Linked DNA regions of Mus musculus: region 1 is linked to region 2. The links are chromatin loops, found by intact Hi-C in ENCODE. Cell type or tissue: gastrocnemius. All regions are shown on one strand. Links, peaks and the distances in the headings refer to the core of each region. The heading gives the core; the rest is flanking DNA. Region 1 overlaps Slc44a5 (solute carrier family 44, member 5). Region 2 has its middle 14 kb from the start of Slc44a5.

Region 1 (2,925 bases), core at 194-2,693, 270 kb after region 2:
GTGTTTGATCTCAGCAATAGTAATCCTAAGTAAGACAAATATGGTGGAGTTGTTGTTTTAATTATCATAATAAAATGTACTAGTTTAAAATTTTAACGAAAAGTTACTTTAAATTATGCATATAGACTTGACGGGTAAGTAAAAATACTTAAAGCAAGTCAAATTTTACTCAATATTAATTTTTTAAAGTAGGGGGCTGGAGAAGTAACAGCGTTTAGAACACTGGCTACTCTTCCTGAGGACTCAAGTTCAATTCCCAGCATCCTCAGTGTTCTTACTTTTTCCCAGTAGGACCTACATCTGATATGTTCAAGCATTTACCAATACTGTCACCTACTGGGACCTAGCCTTTGTGGATGGCCTGCGGAAGAACTTTCAGAGAGACTCATACTGTCTCCTGTCACAGCCAAAACAGCCACAATGAAACGAAGCAAGAAATTATAGCCAGTACCAGGCAGTAGACAGAATGGAATGCAAACAGTGTGCTTGTCTGTCAAAGGAGATTGATTAAATGGGCTCTAATATGATTATATAACGAAATACCATTTATCTTGGGCTCTGATATGATTATATAACGAAATACCATTAATCTTTCAAGGTATTATGTACAGCTGTGTTTTTGACGTGGAGATGTGCCTGATACGGTTCAGTTCAAGAAGCAAAGTTGGGCCAAGTGATGGCTCAGTGGGTAAAGGCTCTTGCTGCCACACCTGGCCTCCTGAGTTCATTCTGGAACACACAGAGTGGAAGGAGAGAGTTGTTCCAGCCTTTCAGGAAAGGGGCCAGGGAGATGACTTAACTAGTAAAGTGCCCGCTGTGTAGGCATGTAGACCTGAGCCCAGTCCATTCAAGTCATGTTTAAAAAGCTGGGTATGGTGACCCATGCTTGTGACTCAGTGCTGGGGAGCCAAGGCAGGCAGATCACCAGATCACTGGGCTCACCAGACAACCAGCCTACTTGGTGAACTCCAGGCCAGTTAGGAACCCAGTCTTTAAATAAGTGGTTGATGCCCAAGGAATGATATCTGTGGTTAACACACACACACACACACACACACACACACACACACACACACACACACCAAAGCATACCAGAGGCAATGAAATGGACTTTCATGTAACTTTTGACCTAGGACTAGCTGATAAAAATGTATTTATTAAAGTAAGGCAGGAAATAATGTGCATATTTCTGTGCCAGGATGCAGTAGGCACATCTCAGGATGAGTAAACCCAAGTCAGGGCCACGCTCTGGTCAGTGTAGCCACCGGGGTGATTGTATTTGTGCTGTGATAGCTTTGCAGCTGACCCTGGATTCATAATACGTAGGAGAGATTCCTCATAACTAGGCGCAGAGCCTTGTGTTGAGAGGGCGTTGTCATACCTGGGATAGTGAGGAATCCTGACTTTTATGCTTTATCTACTCCCAGTGGGAAGGACTGTGGGAGAAACACTGATAGTTTCCTGAAATTACAAACCAGATTTAACCACAGCTTCAGAGGGCACAGAAATGTAGCTACGTGTAACTGTGTAACTTTCTCTGCACAGGGGAAATTGCTCACTACGTTTGGCTTCAAGGCCTGTTAGCTGGTCCACTAGAAAGCAGGAATTTGGTTGGTTGTGGCTCCACCTTCTGGGTACTGCAAGAACTTCAGCTAACAAAGATTGCTGGGAGGGTTTTCAACAGAGATTGTGCACAGATCCCTGACTGGGAAAGAAAACAACTTTCAGGTCTCCATAGAACTGTTCACAAAATGACGACTGTCCCACAAATCTGTTCGAATACGTGACCAACCCCAATCCTCCTATTCGATTTAATTTTTAAATTTTGCATGAATTTGGACATAGATCCTGTGTCTCTAGAAGGCATCTGGTAGACCAAATTTTGCCCCAATTTTTAAAATTTAAAATAACTATATGTACTTGAAAGCAAATTACATGGTAATGAAGAACCTGTAACAAAAGGAGTGGCCACCCACCTTGACATTTTGCCCATAATGTATTCCACAATGTATACTCTTTCCTGTCTCAGGTTTAGTTCCGGCAATTTAATAAAAGCGTCTTTTGGTGGTGTTCTTATTCTATTAGTTGATACTTTGTTACCTTTAGGTGGTATCCATTGATAACCTGCCCTGGAAAACCAACTTTGTTCCTCTTTTTATCCACACGCCCACGTCTGAGCTTAGATGGCTTTCTGGCCCCTTTCAGTAGGATATTGATAATGTCCCTCTACTTCTTGTCCTAACTTGACAGTGTCTGGGATCCTCTTTGTGCAAGAGAGTGATATCCCCCCGCCCCCACCATCTTCCCTCTGGTTTTCCTTTTCTGTTCCACTATGCAGTTTCTATATTTACTTTCTCCTTTGCGCGGTCCACTTTGTCACCATGCACACTTAGTGTTGTAACTTCAGCAGAGCCTGGCATGGTCTGTTGTGTTTGATACCAGGAGCTGGAAGCAGTGAATGACTTCAATTTTACTGTAACTACATAATCCTTATTCACTGCCAGGCTGTGTTCTTTTGTCTCTACCAAGCTCCCATATAAAATCATTAACTGCACTTTAATAATAGTGTAAGATCAGCCTGCATCTTAGTTTGTCTCAACATAGAGAAACACACACACACAGAGAAACACACACATATGCACACACTGATACACAGAGACATACACCCACATATAACAGAGACAGACATACAGAGACAAGACATACACGCACACACACACACACACACACACACAGAAATACACACATATGCACACACAGGCACACAGAGACATACACCCACATATATACAGACACACTCACAGAGACAGACATACAGAGACAAGACATACACACATAACACACACACACAGACATACACTCACATAGACACACACACCAAACATATACACAGATACATACACACACACACACACAGAGAGAAAC
Region 2 (2,925 bases), core at 297-2,796:
AAGGGTTACTTTGTCATCCTATACAAACCAACCAATGCCTGAAAGGGTTACTTGCTATACCAATGAAAATAAGCCAGCTAGCCCTGTTGCCTAAATCTGCCCCTTACAAGGTATAAAAAGTGTGTTCTTTGTTTGTTCTGGGGTCTCTTCTCTTGCTTGCGTGCTGAGGAGGGTCCCTAACACGTTGGATCAATTAAAAAAAAATCCTCTTGTGGTTTGCAGCGATGGTGGTCTCTGTGGTCTTTGTGAGTGAGGGTCTTTTGACTGACTCTAACACAGGAACTCCATGGCCCTGTCAGTTGGACACATGGGTGGTATTTATATGTGATTCAGAAATAGCACACTGCCTGACAGACACTACCACACAACAAAGTCTTCTTCTGCAGTTAAGAGGAACATAGACTCAGAAGCTATGCTCAACAGAGAAACCCCGACTCTGCTCAATCTCTGGTTGTTTGGTTGGTTAGTTTTGTTCAGTGGCTGAGGTCTCAGATCCCTGGACAATCTGTGTTTTCACAACCTCCCCGAGGTATCCCAGTGACACTTAGTTTGAAATTCATTTTTAAGTACTGCCATGTCAAAATCCAAAGAGAACTGACAGACCCAAGGACACACCAGGCAGATTGGACCAAGGAGCCAAGGAAAGAGGTTTAGGCTCAGAGTTTTCTGCTCAGGGCCGAAGATGTGGATAGTAAAGAGAGCCAGGAAAACAAAATTCCCCCAGCCCTGGATTGTGAGTACGTGCACACACACACACACACACACACACACACACACATACTCATACACACCCATGTCACACACATGTGCATACACACAGACACACACACAAGAACATACACACAGACACACTCACACATGTGCATACACACACAGTCACACACACACACACTCACATAGACTCTCTCAGACACACACAATACACACACACACACACACATATACACGGGCACACTCATGCACACCCATGCCACACACATGTGCATACATACACACACACATGAGTATACACACAGACACACTCACACATATGTGTATACACACACAGTTACACACTCACATAGACACACACACACACACACACACACACACAGAGTGAGCTTACAGGAGCCTAACATCTTCTTTGAACTTCTTTTAACACTATCTCCAGAGGTTTGATGGACTTGTTGATAACAACTGATGAAAAAGAGGTCATGAACTTAAGGGGGGAGCAAGGAGGGCTGTACTGGAGAGTTCAAAGGAGGCAAGAGAAGGGAGAGATGTTGGAATCAAAACACAATCTCAAATAAACAAAAAAACTTGAAATAAAAGTGCAGTTAACAGAATGACCACCAGAGGGAGACAGAGGCAGGGCTTACTACCTTGCAATGGGACAAGCTGTGAGGAATGAATACTCTCAATTGATAGTCTCTAAATTCTCTTTGTCTGAATTTCTTTTCTTCAACACAATACAACATGTACACACACAAGTGGAGGAGTCCCTTCTCATATATACACAACTGAGATTCAAAAAAAAAATCTGGCTTAACATGTTCCTTCCATTTTATCGGAATGTGCGTTAGGAACAACTGTAAAGAGGGACGGTTGATAACGTCATCCTTCTCCCAGGACTGGTGGTGGGTGGGGTTTGTGCAAGTATTCTAATGGAAATATTGATCTGCTCATAAATCAGTTTCTGAAGCCTTTGTGGGCTGTTTTATCACTAGAGGCTCAGTTCAAGCACTGTCAAGCACGAGGTGGGTGACCTGTACTCTGCCCTATGAAGCCGTTAAGTACCAAGCAGTAACAGGGTAAAGCAGGGTGTGCTGGGTAAATGGCAGCGGGCTCCACCAAAGGAAGGACACACACTGATAATTCTAAAGGAAGCTACTGGGTCACACGTAGTGGATGAGCGAAGGCCTTCAAAGGTCTTGAACCAGTTTGGCTGGCTCTAGTGGAAGCCAATCCAAGCCATTGAAAGAGAGGTCAAATTGTGTGTATGTGATTGTATATGTGTGTTCCTGTGTGTATGTTCTTATGTGTGTTTCTTCTTGTGCGTGTGTTTCTGTATGTGATTTTACATATGTTCTTGTGTGTGTTTCTTCTTGTGTGTTCCTGCATATGTGTCTGATCCTGTGTGTATGATCATGTATATGTTCTTGTGTGTATGTTTCTTCTTGTGTGTATGTTCCTGTGTGTGTTCCTGTGCATGTTCCTGTGTGTGATTGTATGTATGTTGTGTGTTTCTTCTTGTGTGTTCCTGTGTGTGTCTGATCCTGTGTGTGTGATCATGTGTATGTTCTTGTGTGTGTGTTCCTGTGTGTGATTGTATGTATGTTCTTGTGTGTGTTTCTTCTTGTGTGTGTGTTGCTGTATATGTGTCTGATCCTCTGTGTGTGTGTGTGTGATTCTGTGTGTGTAGGACTGTGACTTGCTGAGTCAGCTAGACTACCAATGGACCAATGCTGGGATCTCATTTCCCTACCACCTCTTCTCCTGTTTCTTTTCTGTTTTGTTTAAAAAAATATACAAACAAGTTTAGGGACTGAACTCAGACCTTATGATTACACAGTAGGCACTTTCCCAGCTGAACCATGATTGTAGTAAGGAATGATGGGGAAGATGGGAAGAGAGAGGAAGAAAAGGAGAGAGGGGGAGGGGCAGGTTTCATTTCCTTTCCCTTCCTACTCAGCTCATGGGGAAGGAGTAAATGGATCCTGCCCTTAGGAACTTAGGTCTGAGAAGGGGAGACTGCACAGTGTGAGCAGGAGACAGCTTCCCAGTTGTTCCTGGGCGTTGGCATCTCGGGAGCACACAGCACCATCTGTCTGCATCCTTTCTGACCTGGACCATTGGCAGGTTGCCATAGTCCTACACTGCAGGAGAGCATCCCTGGGTGAGTGTAAGCAAGGCAGCACCACTCACCAGCAGCAGTTATTTATTTAT

Evidence for each region. Peaks named below come from ENCODE experiments on the same cell type or tissue, not always from the same donor. Only the 100,000 strongest peaks of a DNase experiment are listed, where the experiment ranks them.
Region 1: a loop joins it to region 2, with 14 times the contacts of the local background. A loop is called at or near these places in 29 of 42 quality-filtered maps.

What each region holds. Positions count from the first base shown.
Region 1 is chr3:154,224,958-154,227,882 of GRCm38, forward strand. All of the region lies in intron 4 of Slc44a5 (solute carrier family 44, member 5), which reads left to right. Among named protein-coding and RNA genes, the nearest start is that of Gm40184, 21 kb to the left of the region's middle. In gastrocnemius, for the core only: a CTCF peak has its summit at 1,624 (motif pointing left); DNase peaks (open chromatin) are centred at 1,273 and 1,627.
Region 2 is chr3:153,958,261-153,961,185 of GRCm38, forward strand. No RefSeq gene overlaps it. Among named protein-coding and RNA genes, the nearest start is that of Slc44a5, 14 kb to the right of the region's middle. In gastrocnemius, for the core only: a CTCF peak has its summit at 1,333 (motif pointing right); a DNase peak (open chromatin) is centred at 1,313.